2 separate regions of the Homo sapiens genome follow, and region 1 is linked to region 2. A link is a loop called in an ENCODE intact Hi-C map of the cell type or tissue named here. Cell type or tissue: endothelial cell of umbilical vein. All regions are shown on one strand.

Region 1 (8,000 bases), 55 kb before region 2:
AATTCTTGCTAATGTTTGATATTTTGACCTCCTCACATTAATTATGAACATTCTTAATGGCATCTGGAATAGTTAACCCTTTCCAGAGGTTTTCAGTTGACCTAGATCCGTTGAAGGAATCATTATCTATGGCAGCTATAGCCTTACAAATTGTATTTCTTAAATAATAAGACTTGAAAGTTGAAATGACTCCTTATTCCATAGGCTGCAGAATCAGTGTTGCGTTCACAACAATGAAACAACGTTGTTCTCCTTGTTCATCTCCATGAGAGCTCTTGGGTGACCAGGTGCATTGTCAAGGAGCAATATTATTTGGAAAGGAATTTGTTTTTTTTTTCTGAGCAGTAGGTCTGAACAGTAGGCTTAAAGTATTCAGTAAACTATGCCACAAACAGATATGCTTTCACCCAGGCTTTGTTGTTACATTTATACAGCACAGGCAGAGTAAATTTAGCATAATTCTATGGATTTTCAGGATGCCTCCAAAGATTTTCAGAGTAGTAAATGAGGCATTGGCTTCAGCTTAAAAGTCACCAGTTGTATTAGTCCCTAACAAGAGAATCAGACTGTCCTTTGAAGGTTTGAAGCCAGGCATGGACTTCCTCTCTCTAGCTATGAAAGTCCTAGGTGTCATCTTCTTCCAATAAAAGTCTATTTTGTCTGTTGACAATCTGCTGTTTAGCATAGCCACCTTCATCAGTTATCGTAGCTAGATCTTCTGGATAAGCTGCTGCAGCTTTTACATCAGCACTTGCTGCTTCACCTTGCACTTTGCTGTTATGGAGATGACTCCTTACTTTAAATTCCATGAACCAACCTCTGCTAGCATCAAACTTTTCCAGCTTTCTCACCTGTTTTAGCTTTCATAGAACTGAAGAGAGTTGGAACCTTGCTCTGGATTAGGTTTTAACTTAAGGAAGGGAATGTTGTGGCTGGTTTAATCTTCTGTCCAGACCACTCAGACTTTCTCCATATAAGCAATACGGTGGGTTTGTTTTCTTATCGTTCATGTGTTCATTGGAGTAGCATTTTTAATTTCCTTTCAGAGCTTTCCTTGGCATTCACAACCTACCTAACCATTTTGTGCAAAAGGCCTAGCTTTTGGCCTGTCTTGGCTTTCGACATGCCTTCCTCACTAAGCTTGATTATTTCTAGCTTTTGATTTCAAGTGAGAGATATAAGACTCTTTCTTTCACTTGAATAATTAGAGGCCATTGTAGGGTTATTATTAATAATTGGCCTGATTTCAATATTATTGGGTCTCAGGAAATAGAGGGGTCCAAGGAGAGGAAGAGAAATTGGAGAATGGCTGGTCAGTGGAGCAGTCAGAACACATACAACATTTATGGGGCTTGTGGCACCCCAAAACAATGACAACAATATGTGCTGGTGTGTACCACAGAATTCTAGAAGGGCTCAGGAATTGAAGGCACCAGGATCTTGAAAGATAAGGTGTGTTGAAAGCACGTATGTGAAGTAAGATCCCTTGATCCTCCGCTTAGCCAGGTGATCACCCTATCCCTAGCTCATCAGGCAATGTGGAATTTCACCTGAGGGGCTCCAGACTTGACTCTAACACACTTGAGGACAGGTAGACATACAAATGTATTGAAAACAGAGGAACTAAGTGAAAGCCTACGTAGTAAACAATAAGACTGTTTAGGCCCTTTTCCCCAGTAGGTCCCAGAACTCCGGCAGCCAAACTCACATCCCCTGTGCGGAAGAATGGAGCATTCATCTGCAAAACTGCACTTGACCAGCCCACAAGAAAAGGCCTGCAGATATGGATATTTAGGTTGTATGTATGTGGTGAAACAGCTAGGTCTGCTCTTACCACCCTCTGATGCTGAGCCCACACTCTGCATAACTTCGAGTCAACTTTTGTTGCCTCACTCAAATACAAATAGACAGCTGAGGAATCATATTCAATTAAGAAAGCTTCCAAAATGAAAACAACTGAAATACGTAGACTATAAGCTAGTAAACAATATTGTTTAAAACCTGCAGAAGAACGAGAGACTGAGGAGCAGAAGAAAACTTAAAAACGAGGCTGGGCGTGGTGGCTCACGCCTGTACTCCCAGCACTTTGGGAGGCCAAGGTGGGTGGAACACGAGGTCAGGAGATAGAGACCAGCCTGGCTAACATGGTGAAAACCTGTCTCTACTAAAAATACAAAAAAATAGCTGGGCATGGCAGGGTGCACCTGTAATCCCAGCTACTCAGGAGGCTGAGGTGGGAGAATTACTTGAACCCGGGAGGCGGAGGTTGCAGTGAGCCGAGATTGCACCACTGCACTCCAGCCTGGGAGACAGAGCAAGACTGTCTCAGGAAAAAAAAAAAAGAAAAATTGTAATTAGTAGCTTCAGATATATGGGAACATCTTGTAAGAGCCCATTTTGTATTTATGAGACAAGAAAAGATGCTGTAGAAAAGGAACAAGAGAGAGCTTTTAGAAGCACATGCACCCTATAACTTAAAAGTATTAAAAAAAAAAAAAGAAGGTAGCAAAAGTAGAAAATTTCACCTGAAGCATAAGATAATGTTAAACCTCTAAGAGAACAAAAAGTCTGAGGAAAAACTAAGAATGTTAAGATAATTCATAAGTCCCATGTTTGAGTACTAGGAGTTTCAGAAATAAAGGAGTGAGAAGGAGGAGAGACAAATTTATTGAGGAAATAACATAAGGAAGTTGTCCAGAATTGAAGGATATGAATGTTTGAGTTTAAAAGAGCCCATGAAGTGCCCGACAAAATGAGTGGAGAAAGATCTGTTGTCAAATACATATTTTTGTAAATTTCACTACACTAGGAATAAAGATCATAAAAGCCTTCAAAAAAGGCTTTTATATTAAGGATCAGGAATCAAAAGGAACATCAACTTTTCAGCAACAATGCCGAAAGTAGAAAATGGTTACTAAGAATATTTACTGGGCAAAATTTTCATCAAGCATGAGGAAATAAAGTCATTTCCAGGCAGCCAAGGGCTCCAGTGTGGTGGATGTGGACACTTTGTCAGGAAGCTCCTGGAGGATGTGCTCCACACACAAGGGAGTAACCCAGGAGGAGGAAGAGCCTGCACAGAGCAGAGATGAGTCACTCCAGGAGGATTCATTCTGTTCAGAAGAGACACCAAGGGAATTTCTAGGGAGGTGGTGAGAAGCTTCAGCAATCCTAGAGAGCAATTCATATTGGGACAGGAAGGCCTTCTGGAGAATTCTAAGTAGTGTTTCCAAGGGGGAAAAAATGAAGCTAATGCATTGTCTTATCGGCGTGGCAATATTGAGAGGAGCTTTATGACTCCTTTATTTATTTATTTATTTATTTATAACTTGAATTATTAAACTCTGGTGGAGGGTTTAATGAGGAATTAGAGATAAATGTGTGTGTTTTTTTTTAAACCAAGCAAACAACAACAAGGTAGATATTAACACTGAGGGGAAACAGTTTTTAAAAAAGAGAAATAATATGCTACATGGCTCAGTCACAAACAGTATTTATGTGATATTGGAATAATTAAAAGCAGAATTGTGATAAAACTTGCTGGGGAGATGGGGGAGAAAAAGCATATTTGTGTTGAGGGGAATTAGAGGTGTAAAATAGCTAATCCTCATCTTCTCCAGCAGGAAATCAAGAAGTAATATTTAAAATTGAAAAAAGAATAAATATTAATATTTGCATATTATTTAGAAATAACAGAGGTAAATGCCAGGAAAAATAACTGAAAGAATTGAACATGGCTGCTTGTGAAAAACAGGGCAGAAAGGTGGAGAGAGCTGGGGCAGGGACTACTTGTCTTCACTATAAATACATCTCCTGGGTGCTCTTTGACTTCAGGAATGGGTATGTACTATCAACATGCAAAAATTGAATTAAACATTTTTTAATTAATTCCATATAACATTCCCTGAATTCTTCTGCATGGAATACTAGACTGAAAAGGTTGCCATTGATAAAACAGTATGTGATCAGATAAGCTCCAGAAACACTTTGCATTTGCCCACGGAGCTTTGCAGTGTGCATCAGCGTGCTAAAGGTTCTGAGAATTCCTGTGGTAAAGAAATGTTTTGCTGGGCACGGTGGCTCACACCTATAATCCCAGGACTTTGGGAGGCTGAGGCGGGCAGATCATGTGAGGTCAGGAGTTTGAGACCAGCCTGGCCAACATGGTGAAACCCCATCTCTACTAAAAATATAAAAATTAGCTGGGCATGGTGTTGCATGCCTATAATCCCAGCTACTTGGGAGGCTGAGGCAGGAGAATCCCTTGAACTCCGGAGGTGGAGGTTGCAGTGAGCCAAGATCGTGCCACTGCACTCCAGTCTGGGCAACAGAGTGAGACTCTGTCTCAAAAAAACAAAGAAATATTTTGGCCGGGCACAGTGGCTCATGCCTGTAATCCCAGCCGAAAGCGGCAGATCACTTGAAGTCAGGAGTTCGAGACCAGCCGGGCCAACATGGTGAAACCCTGTCTCCACTAAAAATACAAAAATTAGCTGGATGTGGTAGTGGGTGCCTGTAATCCCAGACACTCAAGAGGCTAAGGCAGGAGAATTGCTTGAACCCAGGACCGGGAGGTTGCAGTGAGCTGAGCTCACACCACTGCACTCCAGCCTGGGTTACAGAGTGAGACTCTGTCTCAAAAAAAAAAAAAAAAAATTTTTTTTTGACTCAGCATTTCACAACTTACTTGCTCACAGAATCAATTTGCATGTAACACATATTAACATTCTGTGACTTAGTATTCTACATAACACCATTTGAGAAATTTTCAAATACTGCCAGTGAAAAACTTTTAATTTTCTGGTTCATAAGAGATGAGTCGCTTAAAAATAAACCTTCTTCCTTTTTAACAAGATGCTATGCAAACTACACTAATGACTTTTCTTACTCTGAAGAAAACGATAATATGTGATAGAAAAAGTTGGATATGTGATATGCTTATGTGCATGCATTTTTTTAACAATGTTTGCACACCCTGTAGCTTTCCCAAAAATCCGGGCCAGAACACTGGATGAAGGTGGGGAGAGTGGGAGAATGAAAGATAATTTTTCACACTCCTCCAGTGCTAATAGGCTCTGCAATAGGCTCCTATGGCTTTTCTCATTCAGCTCCCACCAGAGCCTGTAGTGTGGGCAGGGCAGCAATTTTTGGAGTTGAGAAGGAGATTGAGTTGCATTAAGTCATCAGACTATTTAGGGGCCAGCATCAGAACCAGAGTCTTCAGTCCAAGGCTCCCACCACACCACCACACCAACCCAAATGTGTCTTCTTTTTTGATGTTAAGTTGGAACAAACTGATTGAGTCCCAGATGTTTATACCAGTGCATCTGTAGTTTCAAATGGATATATGATATTTTGTCATTCATTTGACGGACGTTCCCAGCAGAGAGAATACATTCCTGCCCCTACAAAAACAGGACTGTGACCCATTATAAAATAAATAAACACAAAATAAAATAAACGTGACAGTGGCTTCCTAGTCAGGGGATTCTCCCAGTGGGTAGGGAAATATACAGCCTAGGGATGGTTCTGATAGCTCTTACCTACCCTTGAGAAACATTTGAATAGACGGTTTAATCCACTTCATTTGTGCAGTAAAGTAGGACATCTCTCTTTAGCTAGTTATCTGAGAAAAGTGCCATCTAAGACACTTGTGTGGTTGTACGGGGAAAATACCCATAAATTGCTTTTCTAAATATTTTTCTGCATGTAAAATGATATTACTGTTACCAGTGCCTTTGTAGACTGGAACGGACATTGCCTTGATAAACAACAAAACATTGTGTAGTGGCTAGAATATGGCTATAGGCAAAGACAGGTACTCAAACCAGTAGCTAAGTTGTCAGATAGTTCAGAAGATGAGTGCTACAGCCATACGAGTCTAATTCATGGACCCCTGGCAGAAGCTTTTGTAACCAATAGGAAATACATTTTTCGTAAAGAAAGAAGAGCTAATATTTAGTATAGGAGCCAAAATAAAGAACTTAAAACCATTTACATGGATTTTTCTAGCTAGCAATTAGAAAAGTGGGCTTGAGATTTGAGGGTCAGCTTATATTCTTAGGGGTGTGGAGGAAGACAGATGATAAATTTATAAAGAAAAAAAGAATAATTTCAGACAATAATATAAACCTCAAAGGAAATAAAATGGAGTAATGGTATAGTGGTAAGGCAGGGGAGGACTGCTTCAGCTAGGGTGAGCAGGACAGGCTCTTCTGAGAAGATATGTGAGAAGAGGTTTGAGTAAGATGGCAGTCATATGAGGATCTAGGACTGTATAGCTCCAAACAGAAGGAACAGTGGGAACAAAGACCCCGAGTCATGAACAGTAGGTACGTTTAGAGATAGAGCTAAATGGAAGTATAGAATCTCAACCTTCTAGATTTTTAATCTTTCCAGTGCCACCATAATCCTTAGAGTGCTTATTGAAGTTCTCTCACAATAATTAGTTATACTTGAAATCATCCATAAGTGTGTAATTTGATTAAAATATTTCTTATTTCCAAGTTTCTAGATCCCTTATGCATCTCCTTCAGTACTTATGCTTTCCCCTTCAGTACACAGCATACCATCAGAATTTCTCCAAAAATAGTAACATCTTGAAGAACAGTGATTTTAGCAATTCTTGTTAATTATAAGTGACTCATAATTTTAACATAGTCTTCTGTTGGACTCGAAACCTGCTTAGGGGCATACTGACTCCAGAAACATTTTTCACTGATTTATCCAGACTTTGAAATTTGCTTGTCTCCTGGAACCCACCTCCTAGAAGTGGTGGTCGCTGCTGCCTCTGATGAGATTTAGTGCTTATGCATATTTTAAGGGTCCTGATTCTTTTTGCTTTATGTTTATATATCTACTATAGTTAATGCCAAGGGACTCTGCCCTTCTTTTTGTTTGTGTTTTTTTGTTTTGTTTTTTGGTAACATTTGGACTATGGACTATATTTAGAAAATCTTTAGAACAAAGTATAACAGATATATTTAAGAGATTATGGCGTATCTGTAGTGGCGTTTGACCAGTGTATGTTCTAGAGACTAACTTGCCAAATTCCTGAGCTTCAAGAAATGAGTGTTCAAGCTCACCTGCCAAGAGACTGGCAAGCTGGGGAGAAGGGGAGGTGTGGCAGGAGTGTGGCCCTCAGGCCTGGCTTTGCGGAGCTGAGAATGGGAGAGAAGAAACCAACAGCATTCTCCAGGGTAAAGATCCAAAAACGATCTCTTTTGGTTCTTCTGGAACCAAAAGAGAAGATCGAGAGCACCTTCTCTGAAGGAGCCAAGCAGCAGGGCAGTAACTAGCTTCTGCAGTTCTGCAGCAGAAGTCTGTTTGGATGCTGAATGAAAAGGGGAGCAGGAGAACTTTTCCGCAGGCAATGACTTTACAAAAAGGGAGCAGACTTCTGCATCCACCAGGATGGAGTAACAGGGACCAGATTTATTCTCTCCCCCGAAACAATGAAAAACCAGGTGAAATAAATGAGAGAATGTTTTTAAGACACTGGATTTTGGACAAAGAAGAGATGTGATGGTACCCGATAGATAGGAAACAAGTGAGGTGAGCCCTGTGATTGCCTCTGCATCCTGCCTAGAGAGAGTTTCCAGGGTGCACTGCAGGGAAGTGGACCCAGGCAGAGCCTGGCAGACTCAGAGTTGAAGAGCTAAATCTGGGGAGATCAAGGCAGCTGGAGTTTACAGGACATAGTCCCAGAGAGGAGAGAGTTTCTGAGAGGGTCTCCATGAATATTCACCTGATAATACAGGTGAGGAAACTATCCAAGGCAGGAGGGAAAAAAATATCCAAGAGGGTGAGCTAACAGTGCCTGGCACTCACACAGAGCCTCTTCCCAATAGTCGGACTGGGAAAACTCATAATTACTGAGGTATTGGGAAGTGGACTCGGTGAATTCTTGCCTCAGTAGGATGTGTAATTGGCTTTTGTCTGAATACTGCTGAAGACGTGCTTAGCAAATCATAAAGCAAGCATCAGAAGAATCAAGCTGT
Region 2 (8,000 bases):
CAGTGCGGTGACACTGAATCAAAAGTTCAGGTGGCTGCTTGTCAGCCACAAAGGGATCTTGATCTCCAGCATCTTCATGAGCTCTTAAGTTTCTCCTTTGAGAAGAAAAGTCTCCCCATGTCCCATGTGCTTCTGTACATGCCCAATTCTGTCACCCACAGCCAACAGCAAAGAGCACAAGGCAAGTTAATCCAAAGACTTTTAGGCCAGGTGCAGTGGCTCATGCCTGTAATCCCAGCACTTTGGGAGGTCGAGGCAGGCAGATCACGAGGTCAGGAGTTCAATACCAGCCTGGCCAACATGGTGAAACCCCGTCTCTACTAAAAATACAAAAATTAGCTGGGCTTGGTGGCGCATGGCTGTAATCCCAGCTACTCAGGAGGCTGGGGCAGGAGAATCTCTTGAACCTAGGAGGTGGAGGTTGCAGTGAGCTGAGACTGTGCCACTGCACTCCAGCCTGGGCAACAAGAGCAAAACTCCGTCTCAAAAAAAAAAAAAAAGATTTTTTAACTCCCTATTTCTTAGGAGGGACTCTAACCCTGCTAAATTGGGCATTTTAACCCGGGGATTAACCCAAAGACCTTTAACTGCCTGTTTCTTAGGAGGGATTCTAACCCTGCTAAGTTGGGCCTCTAACCCAATTCTGTTCTTTACCCTGGACAAAATACTACTTACGCAAAGTTGGCCAATTAGTGCTGCAGTCTATTCTTTTGGGTCGGGGTTTCTCCAGTGTTGTCCCTTGGTGGTTTGCCAGGAAGATGTTACTGGAAATGGGTCCCAATCCAGACCCCAAGAGAGGGTTCTTGGATCTTGTTCAAGAATGAAGGCAAATTCAGAGTAAAGTGAATGCAAGTTTATTACAGGAGAAACAAAAGCTACTCCATAGAGCAGCCCCAAGGGCTACTGGTTGGTTATTTTTATGGTTATTTCTTGGTCATATGCTAAACAAGGGGTAGACTATTTATGAGTTTTTTGGGAAAGGGGTGGGGATTCCTGGAACTGAGGGTTCTTCCCCTTTTTAGACCATGTAGAGTAACTTCTGGACATAGCCATAGCATTTGTAAACTGTCATAGCATTGGTGGGAGTATCTTTTAGCATGCTAATGCATTGTAACTAGTGTATAATGAGCAGTGAGGACAACCAGAGGTCACTTTCATCCCCATCTTGGATTTGGTGGGTTTTGGCAGGCTTCTTTACTACATCCTGTTTTATCAGCAGGGTCTTTATTACCTGTATCTTGTGATAACAGTCCTGCTGACTTCCTATCTCATCCTGTGACTAAGAATGCCTAACCATCCTTGGAATGCAGCCCAGGAGGCCTGAGCCTCCTTTTACCCAGCCTCTATTCAAGACGGAGTTGCTCTGGTTCTAATGCCTTTGACAATATTGCTGGATCATTTTAGATTCTTAACATCCTAAATGGTAAATATAGGACCTTTTGACCATCAACATTAAGAGATTCCAGCAAAGAGGAAAGTGTTTTATCTTGTGTGCGTATTTATGTAGGGGAGTGAGAAATAAAATCCTAAGCCCCGTAACTGACTGAACAGATCTCCTCTTAGCCAAGGGGACCCAGAGTAACCTTGAAAACTGAGTTCACAGCCATGATGGGATAGGAGGTCAGACATGCCTCTCATATGCCCCCCTCCCTGGCTAACCATGATTAGGCTTTCTCACCCAAGGGCTAAGGAGCAAACAGCCCTTTCAAAAGACTCCACCGCTGATTTCAACCAACCACCAGACACTGCTTCTCCCTTTTGCGGTTTTCGCATAACTGACCAGCATTTTTTCCCATAAGAGACCACCGACCACGGAATGGTTCGGGCCAGTCTACAGAGACTGCACAGCAAGGGTTTTCTGGTCTTCTTCACCTTTTGACATCAGAGGGCAGCAATCCACCCTTGGATCTTGCTAATGCCACCATTTTTTTGTACATCAGTCCCATGAAGGAGCATGAAGCTCCGTTGCATGTGTGCACCTTTCTCCTTTCATAAATATTCATGACTCCTCCTACAGTTTATTGAATATGTACATGTGGCCACCCTGCTTAGCATCAATTTCTGTTCCCTCTGCCCCTCCCTCAAAGTGTTTGTGTCTGGCTTCTGGCCTGAGGCTGTGCTTCCCTGCTTGTCAGGATGGCCACCCTACAGGCTGCAACCCTTCATGAGAAATAAAGCTCTTCTTTCCAGATTTATGAACCTCATTCTTCAGTTGACAGGAGGAAAAATATCTTTCCCTCACCCATCCTAGGTTCATGGTTAAGACCCCTATAACAAAAGACAGATTAATAAGAAAAAAGCCACTGGGCATAGTGGTATGCACCTGTAATTCCAGCTACTTGGGAGGCAGGGGCTGGAGGATCACTTGAGCCCAAGAGTTCAAGACCACCCTAGGCAACATAGTGAGACTCTATCTCAAATAATAAGAAGAAGAAGAAAAAGAAGAAAAAAGCATACAAATTTAATATAAGTTTTATGTGACATGGGAGCCTTCAGAAATGAAGACCCAAAGCGACAGAAACTTGATGTATTTGCATGCTAGGCTTGATGAAGAGTGGACAGCTGTGTAGAAATATGACTGGACAAAGAGTATGATGTAATAGCAGTCAACTGGGGGGAACTTAGCAAGTTCTGTTTGTTCAGATTCCTCTCTGTGTCCCTGCATCTTCTTCTTATTTGAGATAGAGTCCTTTCTCTCCATGTGTAGGGTTGGCGTCTCTCACATGAGGATCTTGTGTCCTGCTTCAGGAGAAAATGAGAAGATCCTTCCTAGGTTTTATGCCTGCCTCAGGGGAGAAGGGCAAGGGGAAGGTGAGAGCGATCCTCCTGTTTCTGCAGTTTTCTCAGATTCTTTCAGCTTCAAATATCTAATACGCCACAGTGCCATATTTTGGGGTATTGTGTCCTGAACCCCATCACCCAAAATCATAAATAAAAGGAATTAGGCTTAGGAAAGGAAGGAAAAAAGAAAAATGAAAACGACTTAAGAATTAGCTTTCAGGCTCTGGGTCTGCTTCTAAGGAACCTACATAGGCTTTTATAAGAAAATTTAAGAAATGGCAAAGCTGTCTGAGGCCAAAAAAAAAAAAGCTCACTTGTCAAGAGCATTGAACTGCTTTGCACATGAAGAATAGAATGAAGTTGTTCCTCTGCATGTGAGGAAAGATAGATAAAAGACTTTGGAAGGCCTAAAACAGTTTATGTCAAAATGCTAATCAAGTCACTTACCACTTACCATCTCTCTGGAATGCTGTGTGGTTCCATTTTATCTGAATTTAAAACAATATCTATCTTGTATGGTACCGTCTTTCATAATATGAAGCTTATGTTTTCAAATGTCTAAAAATCTTGTATTTTCATCCAGGACCTTTTTTGTATGCTATTTCTGTTCCCTCTGCCCCTCCCTCAAAGTGTTTGTGTCTGGCTTCTGGCCTGAGGCTGTGCTTCCCAGCCTGTCAGAATGGCCACCCTACAGGCTGCAACCCTTCATGAGAAACAAAGGAAATGCAAATATAACAGGGCAGTATTCCTGACTTTACAAATCATTTCATCAACTTGTTTTACTTGATTTTCAGGCAAACTGCTTTTTTCATAAGTTGGCAAGAGTTTTTGGATTTTTCTCCCCTCTCCTGTTGATGATCGTACACCAAAAAACTAAGCAATGAAATAAAATGATTGTTTGAGCTTAGATGAAACTTTTTCCTTAAGGGGGTATTTCCTGAATCTTATACCCTCTTACTCTTATTTTTTTAATTAATCGTTGTTCACTCATTTCACAATCACTTTTGAGTTTCTACTTTGTGCTTAGAACATAGAAGACCTGAAAGTATTCCATGAAAATAATTTATTTCTGTGTATTGAATTGATGGGCAAATCTTCATCCTAAGGAATATCAACATGTGTTATCAGGAGAGTTCATGAAAAGGACATTATCACATCACAGTTTTCAAAACCATATGGGTCTTATTTTAGGAATGTTAGCTCAGTTTATAAGTTATACTTTTCTTACAAAATAATAGGCTTCTTGTATATGACTTGCTGTCTTTTTTTCAAGAAAATAGAGAAAGGAGGTCTCACTATGTTGGCCAGGCTGGTCTTGAACCCCTGGCCTCAAGCAGTCCTCCTGCTTTGACCTCCCAAAGTGCTGGGATTACAGGAATGAACCACTGCACCCAGCTGTGCTGTCATACTAATTGGGTACATGTAAGGGAATCCTGTAATATCTTGGATGTGTTAAACCTTTCATTGAATAAATAATATCAGCTTATAGGTTGTGTGCTATTCTAAATAAACCCTCAATATTCCTTCAGCTTCTCTGCCTACTTTCAGGTGTGGTCAACCCCAAAGAAAGGTTCATGGCATCATTTTGTGAGTATGAATTTGGGGGAGGAGTTCAGAGGGTGTATTTTATTGATCATTTGGATGTGATTTATTTTTGGCATGCTATTTTTAATGCATTACAGATTTCCTGGCCAGCTTTTCCATAGCCCTTGGGTAACGTCACTTTTTATTGAACTGAATCTTAAGTGCAGGTGTTTTTGGATACCTCCTGCACTGATTCCATGGACCAGTCTGATGTCATTGTCCGTTGCCTGTTCCTGAGAGCCCCTTGTAGCCACTTCCTGCTCCCACTTTTAGCCATGAGGATTGTACTTGTTTGTTTCCAGCCCATAGAATGGCATGCTGGTGTTTCCCGTCAGCTGTGCTGCTGTTTCCTGAGCTGTGTGCTGTTTATCTTCTGCATCACTGCACCTCAAACGTCTGGCCTGCTGTGACTGCTGGCTGTGGCTTTGCGATCAAGCAGCCAGTTGAAGGCCTACTCCTGTGTACTTGTGAGGCTGCTCCTGATATCTGGCGTTTACTGTGCAGTCCCCATTTAGTGATTGCTACCAGTACCTTCATCAGACTGTTGCCGAGCGCCAACTCCATGACAGGCACTAAAGCTTCCATGTTGAAAGACACAGTGCTTGCTCTCGAGGAACGTGGCATCCAGTGGAACTATAGGGGGCAAGTGTGTGGTAGCAATGGAGAGGTACCAGCTATGTGGGAGCGTGGAGGAAAGAGAGCCTGGGTCTCCCTGGCCTGTCAGAGAAGGGGGCAGTCGAGCTGAGATGTGGAGGGTGAGTGGAAGTTGGCTGAGTGCAGGCGTCTGAGCAAAGGGTCAAGGCAATTACAAGTCAGGGCATGGCTTCTTTGGAGAACCATCAGGTGTTGGCTGTGTGTCCTTCTTCCGCAGCTGGAAAAGCGGCTTCCTAGGGATACTTCCTGAATAGCAGTTTCATTGCAAAGCTATTCTTATACGTCTTTACTGAGCGTAAGGTTGTTGTAGCCAGTAGAAAACAGGAAGAGTGAGGGGTAAAATCTCTGAACACTATTTTGAATCAGAAGTAGCACATCTTCAGCATCTCATACTTGTCTTTTGCACGTCCTTGTCCCAAGGCATTGATACCTTCAGGTTTGCCAAAAGCTCCTGCTGAGGGCCCCAAGCAGGGGTGTCCTGTCTCCCAGCTGCTGCATTTTTTTTTTCACATCACCTCTCTTTCTGCTCATTTACCCCTTCATCTATAGAGCAGTTAATCTTAGAGAAGCAGTAAGGGAGAGGTCCTGATAAACTAATTCATGTTAAGCTTTGAATGTTAGTTTTCTCAGAGCCCCCTGAATATAGTATTCTTCATACTGAAAAGGACATATTAAAACATGTAATCTCTAATTGGTGAAATCTCAAGAAAGGTGACAAAATTCAGATGACTCAGCATGCTGCCCCCACATTGACAGCTCCCCTGCTCCGACCTTCCTCATGCAGCATCTTCCTCAGCTTGTGGACTCAGGAACTTCTCCAGGTCCATCTTCCGTCATCCCTGTGGGCTGCAACACCAGCCTGCCTGGGAGGGGCAGAATCTGCCTCTCATCCCCATCTCATTAGCTGGCAGTGAAGGACTCCTGGTGGAAGGAGGGAGGGGACCAAGACAGCTATTCATAATACTGATTTATTCATAAGTCACTTATTCATAAGCCTTCAACAGCTTATAATTGAAAGTGATATGTCCCCATTTCAAAAATATTTTCTGGAAATAATGAGGTTTCCAGCAGATATGATCAGCTTTCAAGCATGCTGAGATTTGGCTGTCACTGAACCTTTTAGAGGCAGGATATTTCCAACTGGTGGCATGAGGATATTTATAACAAGAGGCCTTTGAACTCAAAAGCATGTTGAGCTTTGGATAAATATTTTGTATTGCAAGTATATGCAGTATTTTATTTGAAATATATGTAAATGTTGTGGGAAACAAAATTCAAAGCTATGTAAAGTGCTACTGAATTCATAATAGATTTTTGTTGTCACATACTATCTCGTAAATTGCCAAAAAAGTATACCCATTCTTAAACTTGAAAAGGTTTGAGACTCGTTGTCCTAGATTAGAATTTTTGGACTACTTAATTTGAAATCAAGGCAGTATGAGTGGAAACATCTCTAAAGGTGATTGTTTTGAACATTTTTAAGTGTTCTTCAGTGACATTCAAAATCCAAGGAAATCTAGCATCTGAATTCTAATTAATGTTGATAATCATTACACTAATGGTAAATTTTAAACCTGGTTTTGATTTCCTGGAGCTACACTGATGGACGGTGGGGAGCTGCAGGTATCAGTAGTCAGGTTCCCTCACCTTTGGACAGGAAGTTCTTGAAGTGAGGTGGGATTGGCGTAGTCAGGATCTAGCTCTGGTGGTGGTACGGCTTGGGTCAAGGGGCAAGAGCCCTGCCCAAAAAGATTGAAAGTGATTCCTTGCTGTAGCTTTTTTCCTTGAGCTTCAAAGGCCTTTCAGATTCTGTAGTGTCCTATGAAAATGCAAATGTCCCTGGGAAACACTAAACCTAAAAATACTGAATCTTGGCTCTGAAGAGTTGAAAGGATCTTCTCTTGTTAAAACTTTTCACAAGGCTTCGGTTTGGTCGACAGCTAGCTTAGTATAAAATGCTAGAAAAAAAGATAATGCAACCTAGTGAGGACAGGACAATGAGCCTCAACAGGGGAGGCCCAGAGTTGCTGCGGGGGTGCCAGAGGTGGCTAGGAGGGCTGACGGAAAGGGCAGCTGCCAGGACACCACGTCCACTGCACCTGCCACCCACATCCAGCCTGTTTCTGGATTGCGATATTTCGGTTCCCTTTTTTTTTTTTTTTTTTTTTTTTTTAATCCCTGAGACAAAGTCTTGCTCTGTTGCCCAGGCTGGAGTGCAATGGCGCGGTCTCGGCTCACTGCAGCCTCCGCCTCCTGGGTTCAAGCGACTCACCTGTCTCGGCCTCCCGACTAGCTGGGATTACAGGCACCCGCCACCACGCCTGGCTAATTTTTGTATTTTTAGTAGAGACAGGGTTTCACCATGTTGGCCAGGCTGGTCTCGAACTGCTGACCTTGTGATCTGCCTGCCTCGGCCTCCCAAAGTGCTCGGATTACAGGCATGAGCCACCATGCCCGGTCTCAGGTTCCCTTTAAAAAGAAGAAAATCAGCTTTGTTTTTCTGATTGTAATGCTCAAATTAGAGACCCTCAGATCTTTGGAGTTAAACAAAATTGTAGGTGATATTATTTGCAACTGCATTTTATTTGCAGTCTGGATCATGAGAAAACAACTGAAGCTTGTGTATTTCTCCATTCCTGGTAGTGAGGGGTTACTGTCAAAATTAGTCCACATTTGTCAAGTGGTTGCTTGTTCTTGAATGAATAAGATAGAAAAATATACATTTTTAATAATTAATGAAAACTTAAATTTTACATCTGAAGGATTTTTCTCTCATGATTAAAACAAATAACAAAACCCAAACCATAGATTTTAATATTATGTTCAATCACTATTCAACAGGCTTTTTTCTTTTTGTTTTTTAAATTAACATTGCCTTATGTTTAGATGTGCTGACATATTAACTGCCTTCTTTTTTTCCTCTATGTCAAAATTTCTTTATATGAGTTTAGTTTTTAGATATTTCTCAAGATTCTTTTGTA

Evidence for each region. A loop is a pair of places that touch in the nucleus more often than their neighbours do. Peaks named below come from ENCODE experiments on the same cell type or tissue, not always from the same donor. Only the 100,000 strongest peaks of a DNase experiment are listed, where the experiment ranks them.
Region 1: it touches region 2 in a loop (6-fold over the local background); 4 of 110 quality-filtered maps call a loop at or near these places.

Annotation. Positions count from the first base shown.
Region 1 is chr6:15,603,667-15,611,666 of GRCh38, reverse strand. The region is part of intron 6 of DTNBP1 (dystrobrevin binding protein 1); the gene reads left to right. Among named protein-coding and RNA genes, the nearest start is that of DTNBP1, 55 kb to the left of the region's middle. In endothelial cell of umbilical vein, no CTCF peak of the experiment used is centred here; a DNase peak (open chromatin) is centred at 3,036; H3K27ac peaks cover 540 bases.
Region 2 is chr6:15,548,684-15,556,683 of GRCh38, reverse strand. The region is part of intron 7 of DTNBP1 (dystrobrevin binding protein 1); the gene reads left to right. DTNBP1-AS1 (DTNBP1 antisense RNA 1) reads right to left here. Exons shown (of 3, transcript XR_007059478.1): 1 at 676-8,000. Among named protein-coding and RNA genes, the nearest start is that of DTNBP1-AS1, 6.6 kb to the right of the region's middle. RefSeq lists an enhancer at 4,402-4,950 and a silencer at 5,392-5,686. In endothelial cell of umbilical vein, no CTCF peak of the experiment used is centred here; a DNase peak (open chromatin) is centred at 4,703; H3K27ac peaks cover 1,668 bases.